Linked DNA regions of Homo sapiens: region 2 is linked to region 1. Evidence: chromatin contacts called from ENCODE Hi-C or POLR2A ChIA-PET data. All regions are on one chromosome and are shown on one strand. Each heading gives the region's core, a stretch centred on a gene start or an enhancer-like site at or near the end of the contact. The rest is flanking DNA. Distances are from core to core; before and after follow the strand shown. Region 1 overlaps MAP4K3-DT (MAP4K3 divergent transcript). Region 2 overlaps MAP4K3-DT (MAP4K3 divergent transcript).

Region 1 (7,108 bases), core at 1,813-4,312:
CAGTCTCCTGAGTAGCTTGGATTACAGATGCTTGCCACCACAACCATCTAATTTTTGTATTTTTAGTAGATACGAGGTTTCACCATGTTGGCCAGGCTGATCTCGAACTGGCTGGTCTCAAACTCCTGACCGTGTGATTTACCTGCTTCGGCCTCCCAAAGTGGTGAGATTACAGGTGTGAGCCACCGTGCCCAGCAATATTTTCTGAAGAATTAAAAAGCTTGTATTTGTAGCCAGGCACGGTGGCTCATGCCTGTAAAACCCAGAACTTTGGGAGGCTGAGGTGGGTAGATTGCTTGAGCCCAGGAGTTTGAGACCAGCTTGGGCAACATGGCAAAACCTCCTCTCTACAAAAAATACAAAAATTAGCCGGATGTGCTGGCACATACCTGTAGTCCCAGCTACTCAGGAAGCTGAGCTGAGGAGGATCGCCTGAGCCTGGAAGGTTGAGGCTGCAGTGAGCCTAGATGATGGCACTGCACTCTAACCTAGAAGACAGAGTGAGACCCTGTCTCAAAAAAAAAAAAAAAAAAAGTTGTATTTATAAATTTTACTTGAATTGTTTATATTACCTTTTCTTTCCTAATATTTTTGTGCCTTCTCTTGTCTTTTTGATCAGCCTTAATAGAAGTGTGTCAATTTAATTAGTTTTTTCAAAGTACAGTGGTCCCTTGGTATTTGTGGGGGATTGGTTCCAGGACACACTTGCATACCAAAATCCAAGGATGCTCAAGTCCTTGATGTAAAATGCCATACTATTTGCATATAGCCTGCACAATTCTCCTGTATGCTTCAAATTTTCTCTAGGTTACATAAAATACCTAATATGATATAAATGCTATGTAAATAGTTGTTATGCTATATTGTTTTTATTTGCATATTTATTGTTGTATTGTTATTTTTTATTTTTCAGAATATTTTCTGTCTACAATTGGTTGAATCTGTGGATGTGGAAACTGCAGATACAGATGGAGAGCCGACTATACTAGCTTTTTGTTTCATTTTTCACTTCTGGTGTGTGTGTGTGTGTGTGTGTGTGTGTGTGTGTGTGTGTATCTGTGTGTGTGTTTTATTAATCTCTGTGCCTGCATGTTAGTTTCTTCCTCTTTATTTGGATTTTCACTAACATTCTTTTCAGCTTCTTCAGTTGGATACTTGTTGCCAATATATTTTTTTTCATTCTAAGAATTAAATAAATGGGCCAGGCGTGGTGGCTCATGCCTGTAATCCCAGCACTTTGGGAGGCCAAGATGGGTGGATCACAAGGTCAGGTGTTTGAGACCAGCTTGGCCAAAGCTGGTGAAACTCCATCTCTACTAAAAATACAAAAATTAGCTGGGCATGGTGGTGCGCGTCTATAATCCCAGCTACTCAGGAAGCTGAGGCAGGAGAATCACTTGCACCCAAGAAGTGGAGGTTGCAGTGAGCCAAGATTGCGCCATTGCACCCCAGCCTGGGCAACACAGCGAGACTCCATCTGAAAAAAAAAAAAAAGAATAAATGAATGTATTAATCACCAAACTGCTCTTCATCAGAAACTCTTAGCAGTGGTATGTTGAGGTCTCCCTGCCTACCGTATATGTCTCTTAACTCTGCGGGTGCAATATTTTGTCATGGGTCAGTTTAGCAATATTGTACTATTTCCCAATTTTCTAAGTGTGTTCATTTCAGAGTTTATCCTATTCATTGTTCTTTCTTTCTTTTAAAAATTTCTATGACTGAGCTGGACATGGTAGCTCACACCTGTAATCCTAGCACTTTGGGAGGCTGAGGAGAGTGGATCACCTGAGGTCAGGAGTTCCAAACCAGCCTGGCCAACATAGTGAAACCCTGTGTCTACTAAAAATACAAAAAATTAGCTGGCCATGGTGGCAGGCGCCTGTAATCCCGGCTACTAGGGAGGCTGAGGCAGGAGAATCTCTTGAATCCATGAGGCGGAGGTTGCGGTGAGCCAAGATCATGCCATTGCACTCCAGCCTGGGCACCAAGAGTGAAACTCTGTCTCAAAACAAAAAAAAACTTTTCTATGACTGTATTTTTAATTCTCAGGATTTTAATTTGTTATTCTTCATAATCATAGCTATTTTATTTCTGACGGTTCGTGCTTCATAATTTTTATGAATGTTATTCCTCTGCTTAATTCCTTTGAAAGTCTTGAACAAATTCTTTTTAAAGAAGTAATTTTCAGATACTCTAGTATTTTGTTTTTACCTGGTGTGAATGCTTCTCCATGTTGTGGTTTCTATTTTTGGCAGTCTTTCTTATTTCTCTCCCTCTCTCCTTTTCTCTGTTCCTTCTTCTCTTCCTTCATTCCTTCCTTCCTGTCCCCCTAGGCTTAACCTTCCTGGTCTCATAGTTTTGCCGTTACCTACTTTCTGGGCCTCCCAGGCCTAGACCTCGGTTTTATCCTATAGTATTGTAGATCCAGTTCCTTCTCTAGGGTCAAATTCCGTCTTTAAGACTATGCCTGGTTCTTCCATGTCCCTAGGTATACAGATGTTTACAAGCCTGTAGCCCTAGGCAATTCCTTTCAAGGGGGTAGCCTTATCCCAGCCCTTGATTTCATGTGAGTCTTCTGCCTCACATGGGTTATTTAGTTCTTAGTACCCTGTATGAGTCTTGCCCCTGGATGCCTCTGTTTGCTGTTGGCAGAATTGAGCTGGTCTACATCTTCAGGCTACTTACCATATTGTTTCTGTTCCATTTCTGGGCTATGGAGATGTTTTTAAGTGTGAAAATGCCTTACATTTTTCCCATTTTATATTAAATCTATTATCACTATCATTTTGGATTGGCGTGGTCCTCAAAGCCCCATCTTGACTAGAAATCAACTAGCATTTGCTTCTCTGCAGTTCGTAATCTAGCTTCCTCTCTCACCTTTCTCTTGGCAATTGCCCTCTCTGAAGTCACTGCTGTTGTTTCCGAGTCACTGAATGAAACCGTTTTTCCTTCAGCCCCCATTTTCCTTCACTCCTCTGCAGCATCCAGCAGTGTTGACTGCTCTTCCTTTTACCTCTCTCCTGTTGGCTGTTAGGATGCTCTGCTGTCCCGGATCACTACCTCTTCTGATGCTTCCAGTTTTTAAACTGCTTTCACTTTTTCTTCCCCTTTTGTAACTGTGGATGTCCCACAAGGCCAAGTCCTTGGTGCTCTGGTTTTACCCTCTATTTCAGCTAATTTTGCTTATTCTCATCTTTGGTCATTGCTAAGTCCCTATCTGTTCACCAGGGCTTCCCCCTCCCCTGAGTTCTAAGCTACAGATCTGCTTGTGACACGTTCCACTTGATGCCCTGCTGTTCCATCAAATTTCCTCCCCTTTAATCCTCCCAAATGCCATTACAGATATCATTATTCTTAGATGGAGTCTTGCTCCGTTGCCCAGGCTGGAGTATAGTGGTGTGATCTCGGCTCACTGCAACCTTCACCTCCTGTGTTCAAGTGATTCTCCTGCTTCAGCCTCCTGAGTAGCTGGGATTACAGGCATGCACCACCACACCAGAGTAATTTTTGTATTTTTTGTGGAGATGGGGTTTCACCATGTTGGCCAGGCTGGTCTCAAACTCCTGACCTCAAGTGATCCTCCCACCTCAGCCTCCCAAAGTGCTGTGATTACAGAAGTGAGCCACCATGCCCAGCCTGTTATAGATATCATCTTTCCCTTAGTTTCTAAGGCTCAGAATCATACCCTTCCTTGATTCCTCATATTTTCTCCAGAGTCAGTTAATTATACATCCTATCCATCCTCTTTCCTGTCATTTCCTCTTTTTGCCATTGCACGGCTCACACACCTGCTATGGTCCCTTGTTATTTCTTCTTTTGGACCATTTTGGTATTCTTCCAGAGAAGCAGGACAGTTAAATGTGGCAATATTTGGACTCATTTGTGTTCAAAATTTGTGATATGGATTCTTCCCACATCCCCTGCCCCAATAACAAAACTTACCTTATAAATATTCACAGCTTTCTTTGCTGCCCTCTCTCTGACACCAAGGAGGAAGAATTCTCTGATGAATGAGCAAAGTTTAAAGACTTTGTGTTTATGTGTTCTGGGTAATGGATTTACTTTAGAAGAGCAAGAAACTGTTCAAAAGAAAAGAATTTAATTGAGCTGAAACCTAAAGGATGAGTAGGGACTCTCAGGACAACCCAGGGAAGGATGGAGTTGTATTCCAGATAGAGGGGTGGTATGGTTTGGAACTGTGTCCCCACCAAATCTCATGTCGAATTGTAATCCCCAGTGTTGGCGGTGGAGCCTGGCAGGAAGTGACAAGATCATGGGGACGTATTTCTCATGAATGGTTTAGCACTATCGTGTTGGTGCTGTTCTTATGATAGTGAGTTCTTGCAAGATCTGGTTGTTTCAAAGTACGTGGCACTTCCCCCCTTCGCTCTCTCTCTTGCCGTCACTCTAGTCATGTGAGATGTGTGCTTCTCCTTCACCTTCCACCATGACTGTAAGTTTCCTGAGGCCTCCCCAGAAACCAAGAAGATGACAGCATCATGCTTCCTGTATAGCACAAAGAACTGCGAGCTAGTTAAACCTCTTTTCTTTTTAAATTACCCTGTCTCAGGTATTTATAGCAATGTGAGAATGGACTAATACAAGGGGGAAGCACAAGCAAAGACAGAAGGAAAATACAACAGGGTGTCTGTGAGTGTGTGTGCACATTTGTGTGTGCATGTGGCGGGGTCTACAAAGAGTCACTGTGAACCAGGGAGTGGGGAGTGCTGAGAATGGACAGAAAAGATTCATGTGCCCAGTTGAGAAATATAATTTGAGGAGTCACAGAAGTATTGTTAAGTGAGAGTTGAGATCGCATGGCCACGTTCGTCGCCAGGTTTCTAACTTTGGATGGCATCTTTCACCACGCAGGACTCAATGGGGAGGAAGCAGGGGTATGGGTTGAGGATTCTGATGAGACTGTCACTACTACTCTTTCTTGCTTCATTAGTGTTGTTTGTGACACCCAGAAGAGCTGAAGGGGGCATCTTTGTGGGGAAGGAGTAGAAGGGTAGCCCTCAGAAAGGGGGTTCCTGGGATAGTCAGAATGTGTTTACCAGGAAGAGAGGCAGAATTAAGGGGCTGGCAACATAGCTGGGAAGTTGACTGCATGGGTTGTCATATCTAAAAGAGATTTCAAAGATGGAAACAGGAGCATGGGCGAAGTTGAGATCTCAGCCCCCTCATTTTACTGTTCCCCTACTTGTGAAATTCATTTTAGTTCTTCAGGGCCCATCTGAAATGCCAGCTTCTCTCTGAAGGTTTTCCTTTAGACCTTGGCTGGAAGATATCTCTTTCTCTTTGGAAACTCTATAACTTGTGGTTTGCAAGTATTTTATGGCTTTGTATTCCCCCTTATGTGTAAGATCCTTGAAGATTGTTTTGCATATCTTTGTATCTCCTCCACCACCTGAGACTCTCTGCTGTGTGTAGGATCTCTGCTGAAGAAATCATAATGGAACTGAATCTGTACTTTCACAGGAAAAGTACATGCTACAGGATTTAATAAATATGAATCTTACATAAGGAAATAGCTCAAGGAATTTGAATATTTCAAAGCTCTATCCATATAAAGCCTGAATAATTCATGCAAATATTTGAAGAAAAGAACAAAAGCTTATCTAATATTTCAGTACACTGCTCTTTATTTTGGTCCATAAAAGGAGATCTTGTGCTTAGTTTTGGTGGTAAACTCAGCTTTAGCAGCTTTGAAATGCAGATTAGATCAATTACATCACAATTATATTTGAAAATTGAAAAACAGCATTATCCAAAAGTCAAATTCCAAATTTATGCCTTTTCAAAGGAAGTGTCATTTGGAAAGAAACTGATTCACACCATGAAATATGTGGCATTTCTTTTGGTTTCCAGTCTCTTCTATAGTAGTAGAAGGCTCATGTGATATGCAGACATGTGCTTAATCAAATTTAGCTTTCCTTTTCAAGTTAAGAAAATGTATATGAAGTATTTCTGAGATAAAAAGAGGCACAGTCTTTTTTTTTTTTTTTTTAGCACAAACATCTCCTATGCTGCTGCATTTGTCTTAATTCCTTATTTGAAAATTTGGCTTTGTTTATGTAATGTACAAATTCCTATTCACTTAAAACAGGACCAGAATAGCCTGGAACCCTATAGAGCTAAATGATATTTTAGAGTGCTGATCCTCATTTTCTCTTCGGTAAAGAACACAACACGATTATTTGTATTTATCTTGTCGTACACACACTCAGGATTACTCACTGAGGAATGGGGCTCAAGTTTGGTTGCAAGACTTCCATTTACTAGGCTGTGTGATGTTGAGCAAGTCACTTAATCTCTGAGGTAAAATGAGGGGCCTGTTGCCTAAAATTCCGTGCTTCTGTAATTTAAGTATAATTGACCCAGATGTTTGATGATTACTTTGAAAATTGAAAAAAGATGCTAGTGGCCATAAGAAATTTGTACCACTGTGCCCCGAGTAGTGCTTCTGAAATAGTAACACAGGGAGAAGGTTGGGAGGCCCCTTCTTTGTCATTTACATAGGGTTTGTTTGTCTGAAGTAGCAGATGCCAAGTGTTAGGGGTCCAAAGATGCTACCAGAATTAGAGGAGATGGAGAAAAGGCTAACGGAATTTTCTTAATTCGAAAAAAAAAAAAAAGGCCAGGCGCGGTGGCTTACGCCTGTAATCCCAGCACTCTGGAAGGCTGAGGCGGGAGGATCACCTGAAGTCAGAAGTTCAAGACCAGCCTGGCCATGGTGAAACCCCGTCTCTACTAAAAATGCATAAAATTAGCCGGGCATGGTGGTGCGCGCCTGTAATCCCAGCTACTGGGGAGGCTGAGGCAGGAGAATCGCTTGAACCTGGGAGGTGGAGGTTGCAGTGAGCCGAGATGGCTCCATTGCACTCCAGCCTCGGCAACAAGAGGGAAACTCCATCTCAAAAAAAACAAAAAACAACAACAATAAAAAACCCAAAGCAAAACAGAAATGAGTTTCTAATTGTATTGCAAATTACTTGCAGGACTGAAAATGATTGAACTGTCACACATTTCTACATTAATAAGCACTATCCAAAAGAATCAGTTACAACAGAGTAATTTACCAAGATTAATCTTTAAAAAGAATCTC
Region 2 (7,108 bases), core at 2,499-4,998, 54 kb after region 1:
CTTTGAGCTTTAGATCCATGTATCCAATTTCCTACCTAATACTTTCATCTGGAAGTTTCACATGCATCTAAAACACAACATAGCCAAAACCAAACTCTTGATTAATCCAAAACCTTTTGCTGTTCCCTATGTCACCCGCATTGTTAAGCAGGCCAGAACTTGGAGTCACCATGACCTTTCCCTCTGCCTTACCCTTCACATTCAATTTTGCTTCCTAAACCTCTTTGAATCTGTACTTTTTTCCCTACTTCCACTCCCACTATCCTAGTCTAAGCTACCTTCACCTCTTCCTGGATAACCTTAAAAGCCTCTTTATTGGTCTATCTGCCACTGTTTTGACCTCCACCTCCCACAATGTATGCTGAGTGAGTTCTTCATCTGATTTTCATGTCTTCCCTGAGATGTTTAAAATGTTTGCATGCCCTCCCATGATTTTAGGATGCAACATTCCTTAACATGACCATAGGCCCTGTACCTAGCCAGCTTTAGATCAAACCATGCTCTGCTTTGCTCTCTTTACTCCAACCACTGTGGCCTTCTTTCACTTCTTTTTTTTTTTTTTTTGAGATGGAGTCTCGCTCTGTCACCCAGGCTGGAGTGCAGTGGTGCGATCTCTGCTCACTGCAAGCTCCGCCTCCCGGGTTCACGCCATTCTCCCGCCTCAGCCTCTGCAGTAACTGGGACTACAGGCGCCTGCCACCACGCCCAGCTAATTTTTTGTATTTTTAGTAGAGACAGGGTTTCACTGTGTTAACCAGGATGGTCTCAATCTCCTGACCTTGTGATCCACCTGCCTCAGCCTCCCAAAGTGCTGGGATTACAGGCGTGAGCCACCGCGCTCGGCCTCTTTCAGTTCTTTTTACCTGCCACGCTTCCTCTCACCAACTGCTCTTTGTCCAGAATGCACTTACTTCTGTAAGTTTCACCCTTTCTTCAAATCTCAGCTCAGTTATGGCTTCCTCAGGGCTGTCTTTCTTGACCTCTCTGACCAGGGCAACTCTCTACCATATGGCCCTGGGTACTTCTCCTTCAGGTGCTGATCACAACTGTCATTTTATGTTTCTTGGTGTCATTTTTTGGTTGAAATATATTTCCCACTGAATATGACTCCATTAGGGCAGGAACTGTGCCTGGTTTCCGGGGCTTAGAACCAGTACAGTGCCTAGTGCATAGTAAGTGCTCAGTAAATGCATTTGTTGAATGAATGAACAAATAAATACATCAATAAGTACAGACGTTTGTTTTCTGTATTCCTTTGGCTCCTTCTTCTTCTTCTTCACCCTACCCTTTGTCCAGGCCTTGGGACTTCAAATCATGGATTTTTTTTTTTTTCTTGAGTCAGAGTCTTTCTCTATCGCCCAGGCTGGAGTGCAGTGGTGCGATCTCAGCTCACTGCGACCTCCGCCTCCCAGGTTCAAGCGATTCTCCTGCCTCAGCCTCCCGAGTAGCTGGGACTACAGGCACCCGCCACCATGCCCGGCTAATTTTTTGTATTTTTAGTAGAGATGGGGTTTCACCATGTTAGCCAGGATGGTCTTGATCTCCTGACCTCGTAATCTGCCCGCCTTAGCCTCCCAAAGTGCTGGGATTACAGGCGTGAGCCACCGCACCTGGCCAAATCATGGATTTGGTTTATATGTCCAGTGCCACCACTGGGCCTGCTTCCTATTCTGGGTAATGAAATGTATGAGATGCTGAGTAGCTTTTGGACACTTCCTTTGTAATATATTTTGCTCTCCTGCAATAATTTTGTTATTATCAGGGTTCTATTCAGGAGTACAGGCTTAGGTAATAAGACAGTGCCACCTGAGGAAGGGTGCTCCTTGACTTAGAACAATAAGATAATGAAATTGGAGGTAACTTTTGGTAATCATTTAGTCTAGTTTCTCAAGCAAGGCAGAGATTCTTTATGTACCACTTCTGACAGATGATAATAATGTTTATTGAGCATAGTCCAGTTATTGTCTTAAGGATATTGATACAGATGAATCCTTTTAATCCTTAGCGACCATATGGACAAATACAGTTACTATCATGCCCTTTTTATAGCTGACGAAATAGTGGAATGCCTCATCTAAGACCATGCCTCGTCTAAGTCAGTAGCATAGCCAAGGTGCAAGCCCAGGCAGTTTGGCAGAGCCAGAGATTTTCACTGCTATGCTATGCTATGCTGTGCTGTGCTGTGCTGTGCTGTGCTGTGCTGTGCTGTGCTGTGCTGTGCTGTGCTATGCTATGCTATGCTATGCTATGCTATGCTATGCTATGATATGCCACTTCTGTAGTTAGCCAACGGTTATGTAAACACTTCCAGGGATGGGAACCCACTCGATGGTGAGCTGAGTACTTAGGCTAAAATTGTCTCCTATAACTTCAAGCCGTTTTCCCTAGTTTCAGCCTCTAAAACTATATGAAATAGCCTGCTCCAATGTCCATAGGACAGTTATTAAAATAGGACAGTTATTAAAATACTTTCAAATTCTAAGAGTAGTTTTTCTGTTCATAAAAATAACATATGTGAAAATTTGGAAAATCCAGAAAAGTATAAAGAAGATAAGAACCCTTGATAAACTGGGAGAAAATAAGTATTAACTGCCAAGAGTCTATTAGCTTTTTGTTATAATTTTTAACATTCATATTTCATTAATGGCCCATATAAAATCTGTGGCCTACCAAAACACCTAGTTCTCTGTCAGATGACCTTCCATCAAGCCAGATTTTGTCTCTATATAAAATTCTCTCTCTCTGTCTTTTTGTTTGAGACAGAGTCTTACAGGCTGAGTGGTCTTTAAATCATGGATTTGGTTTATACATCCTGATACAAAGACAGAGTCTTATAGACAGGGTCTTACAGTCTTACAGGCTGGAGTGCAGTGGTGCAATCTTGGCTCACTGCAACCTTCATCCCCCAGGTTCATGCAATTCTCCTGCCTCCTGAGTAACTGGGACTACAGGCGTGCACCACTATGCCTGGCTAATTTTTGTATTTTTAATAGAGATGGGGTTTTGCAATGTTGGCCAGGCTGGTCTCGAACTCTTTGCCTCAAGTGATCTGCCTTCCTCGGCCTCCCAAAGTGCTGGATTTACAGGTGTGCACCACTGTGACCAACCATAAAATTCTTAATGTAAAATTTTACACTTATCCCTTTTAAATTATATTTATTTGTTTGTTTTGATTCTTCTGTCTTACTGAAAACTTTTCTAATCCAGATTCTGCTTTCTAATGTTAGCCTTCCAGCTTCCAAGATACTATGTGATCTTGATAACAGGGCTTTTCAAACCTTTCCCCCAGGCATTGCTAAAATGCTAAGCCCTGTGACACATACTAGGAACCTCCCTGTAGGTTCACATGGGTCTATTCGTCAGCCATTAATTTGGCCACTGAAGAAAATACAAATCTGTATAACTGCATTTTCACTGAGCACATATATATTTTTTTCACCTTTTCTATGATGATTTCATGACTTAATGAAATATGTCACCAAAATTGGGTATGTTTCATCTATGGAATTTCTCAACTTTACTGGTATAGTAAGTCTTTTTAAAAATAGGATATCGTTTTCTTAGTTAGCTTACACTAACTCTGAATAATCACTTCTTAATTTCTAAGTGTTCACAAATCATTATCTAAATATTAATACTTCATTCTAGAACTTTCCTGGAAATCATACCAATCTGTTACTTCAACTCTTCACTGCAGTTGAAATAGCTATGTGCAGACATACTGGCCCTGACTCACATTTAATGGGGCTGAAGAAATGATCCCGTGGGTATTCTTTCTCCTTCAGGAGATCAGCTTCCTGTCAACATACAGGAAACTGAAAAGCTGCAGTCTAATAATATAGCCACTGACAGGAAGATTGTTGTTTAGATTGCCTTTCCAGATTTCTCAATTGAATAATGCTGGTGAAGGATGACTGCTTATTTTATTTATGACTTTGGATCAACTACAAGGATATCTGACTTTACATAGTAGATGTGCTGCTTCAATGATGCATATAAACCACTTTTTTTGTAAGTCAAATTCCACCTAAAATGTACTAATCTGGGAGTTTACTTTTAAGGCCATCTTGTGGTGAGACATTTTATAAAGTGAAGAATTCTTTACTGATTTATCTGTTTGCTTGGATTTTAAAGATCAGGGTTGCTTAAAGCAAGGTGAAATTATACTATTTCTTTATTTTTAGAAAAAGTAGGCTAGCATTATCTTTTGTGAATGTCACCTTGAGCAAACAGGACTGGGAAGATCTTGGCCAGGCAGCCTGCAAATGAGTAAAAACCAGAGCCTCCACGCTAAGCCACATTCTCACCTCGCAATTCTCTGATGCACTCCTGCCGATGAAGGACTGCTTCCGTGATTGATATTTTTTCATTTTTCAATATCCTCAATCAATAGCTGAAAAAGAATTCTATTTACTCATCTTCTCTGAGAGTCCTCCTCTCACTCAGCTGTCAGAGGCAGGGCAGGTGGCTCCCTGGTGAGGCTTCAGTTATACTTTATGTGTTCTTCCCTTCCTTGGATTGGAGCTGTGTGAAGGCCAGAACCTCAGCTTGTTCACCTCTGTATCTCCATTAAACTAGCCCGAGCCTTCTGTGAAATGGGTTCTCACTACACATTCATAGACTCAATGCTGACTCCCAAACTTGAGCTGGAACCAACTGCAGGTGATATGATGGGCTCACTCCATCTCCACCAAGGGGACTGCAACAGTGTGGAGTGTGTGTGTCTTAGTCTGTTGGTGCTGCTATAACAAAATACCATAGACTGGATGGCTTATAAACAACTGAAACTTATCTGTCACAGTTCTGGAGGCTGGGAAGTCCAAGCCCTTCCTTGGTGCCAGGAGAGTCGGTGTCTGGTGAGGGTTCACCTTTGGTTCATAGATGGCGCTTTTTCACTGTGTCCTCACATGGTGGAAGGGGGATGGCAGCTCTCTCAGGCCTCTTTTCTTTTTTTTTTTGCTTTTTTGAGACGGAGTCTCACTCTGTCACCAGGCTGGAGTGCAGTGGCGCCATCTCAGCTCACTGCAACCTCCGCCTCCCGGGTTCAAGCGATTCTCCTGCCTCAGCCTCCCGAGTAGCTGGGATTATAGGTGCCCACCACCACGCCCAACTAATTTTTTTGTATTTTTAGTAGAGACAGGGTTTCACCATGTTGGCCAGGATGGTCTCGATCTCTTGACCTCTTGATCTGCCCGCCTGAGCCTCCCAGAATGTTGGGATTGTAGGTGTGAGCCACCGCGCCCAGCCTCAGGCCTCATTTCTAAGAAGACTACTCCCATTCATAAAGGCTGCCCTCATGATCTAATTATCATGAAAATGCCTCACCTCCAAATACTATCACATTGGTGATTACATCTTAACATATGAATTTTCGGAGGACACAAACATTCAGATCATAGCAGATTGGTTTTCTGGTTCCTAAGATTCCCCTCCCCCCAGAACTTCCACAACATTCTTTGACTCTGAGGCTCACTGGCCCTTAACGAAGATTTCCTTTGAGCTATTTGTGTGTATGTGTGTGTGTGTGCTGTATATTTTATTTATATACATAAATAGCCTGCCTAAGTTTCATGTTTAATAAGTCTCCAGGTGAGGTACTGAATCTTAACTCTAACTTCAATCCCTCACCCTAATCCTAACCCCTAACTCTAATCCTGACCCTGATCCTAACCCTAGCTCTGAAATCCCAGAGTCTGGGAAAGTTTCCCTATTCATATTCAAACTTTAATAAGTGTCTGCTTTTCATTATGAATATTACCATGATCCTGACGTAATTAAGATAACCAGAAACTAATAATTAAGATAACCAGAAACTAAGGCAGACACATATTTTGTGTATGTTGTGTTGTTCAGTGAGAATTATACTGTTTAGAATGAGTAGCCTTTGGCAATGAAAGAGTCAGAATATTAAAATACTTTCAGTATAAATTTCAGTGTTTAGTACGCAACTGAGTGTCTTAAGGCAATGACAATCTATAAAGAGGAGTTCAGCTAACCTTATCAATTAATTGGAGTAGTCAATTGATCAACACTAACACCACACCATTTGCAAATAAAGTGTGTTTACTTTAAGGCTTGTTCTCTTCCTAAAGGTTTCCAGACTCTCATGATCCTGATTTCATAGGATAATTTTATGGACAGCTTAAAAACCAAATAAATGAATCTTTAGTATAATCACAATCACTTAAAACTCCCCTCTGCATAATACCCCAGCTACATAATTTGATGGGCTTAGTGCAAAAGGAAAATGTGGTGCCGTCATTATAAAGAATTCAAGATGGTGACAGCAGATATTAAACCAAGTGTGGGGCCCTTCTAACAATGGGATCTTCTGAGCACAGTTTGCACATCCATGACCTTGGCCCTGCTTAATTACAGGTGAGGGAGCCGAGGTCCAGGAAGGCACAACAAATTGCCGCCATCGCACAGCTGATGAGTCCTATAGACACAGCTGAAAACCTGGTTCCTGGACCCCTGGCCCACTGCTCTCTCCTGTCTCAGACTTTTCCCACCATCTGGAGTCACCATGGGGAGACAGTGGGGGTACATCCCCAGTGCTGTGAGCTGGACATTCTATCCTTAATACATTTCTTTAGCTGTTTCAACCCTCAGCCTGATTTCTTTCCTAAACCCACACCTGAGCTTGTTTGCATGCAGCTTCTTCTCATTGTCAGCCTGTTCTCTTCCACTGGTTTTCTTGGAGACTCTGGGGAGAGGATTTGCAAGGTGCTGGTGGAAAGAGCTAATTAGGGACATTATGCAGATTGGATTCCTCTCCTTGGCTCTCAGTAGCAATATATTTTTTCACACTGAGTTTCTCCTCTCTTCCCATATCCCAACATACACTAATCCCTAAGGGCAAGCCTAAATGTCTCTGGTAAAACAGCCTAGAGACAGGCTTCTGAATAGGTTGAATATTATTAAAGAAATTGCATTTTGAGAATTTCTCAAATAAAAAATTCATTACTTTAATCCCTGGGAAATCAGTTTCCCAATCTCCTGCACCACCTTAATTCATCCCCATCTTGAATTAACCATGTCTGTTGTGTGCCAGAATTCCGTGGACTTGAGAATTTGATAAAGAATTCTATTTCCTTCCTTCTCCCTA

The links. A loop is a pair of places that touch in the nucleus more often than their neighbours do. ChIA-PET counts read pairs that join two places held with the same protein, here RNA polymerase II (POLR2A). Pooled maps may share reads with other maps.
Region 2: a pooled map shows a loop between it and region 1 (2.0-fold over the local background). The contact joins two enhancer-like sites. A Hi-C loop is called at or near these places in 1 of 168 maps with a recorded cell type or tissue (PC-9), 3 of 37 single-sample maps with no recorded cell type and 2 of 50 pooled maps. POLR2A ChIA-PET finds 5 or more read pairs at or near these places in 4 of 52 experiments (MCF 10A, OCI-LY7, PC-9 and 1 more).

What each region holds. Positions count from the first base shown.
Region 1 is chr2:39,473,614-39,480,721 of GRCh38, forward strand. The region is part of intron 3 of MAP4K3-DT (MAP4K3 divergent transcript); the gene reads left to right. Among named protein-coding and RNA genes, the nearest start is that of MAP4K3-DT, 40 kb to the left of the region's middle. Within about 2 kb of position 3,063, at least 4 of the 41 ENCODE cell types and tissues checked have a DNase peak (open chromatin) inside an H3K27ac peak, as active enhancers do.
Region 2 is chr2:39,526,728-39,533,835 of GRCh38, forward strand. All of the region lies in intron 5 of MAP4K3-DT (MAP4K3 divergent transcript), which reads left to right. Among named protein-coding and RNA genes, the nearest start is that of MAP4K3-DT, 93 kb to the left of the region's middle. RefSeq lists an enhancer at 583-642. Within about 2 kb of position 3,749, at least 2 of the 41 ENCODE cell types and tissues checked have a DNase peak (open chromatin) inside an H3K27ac peak, as active enhancers do.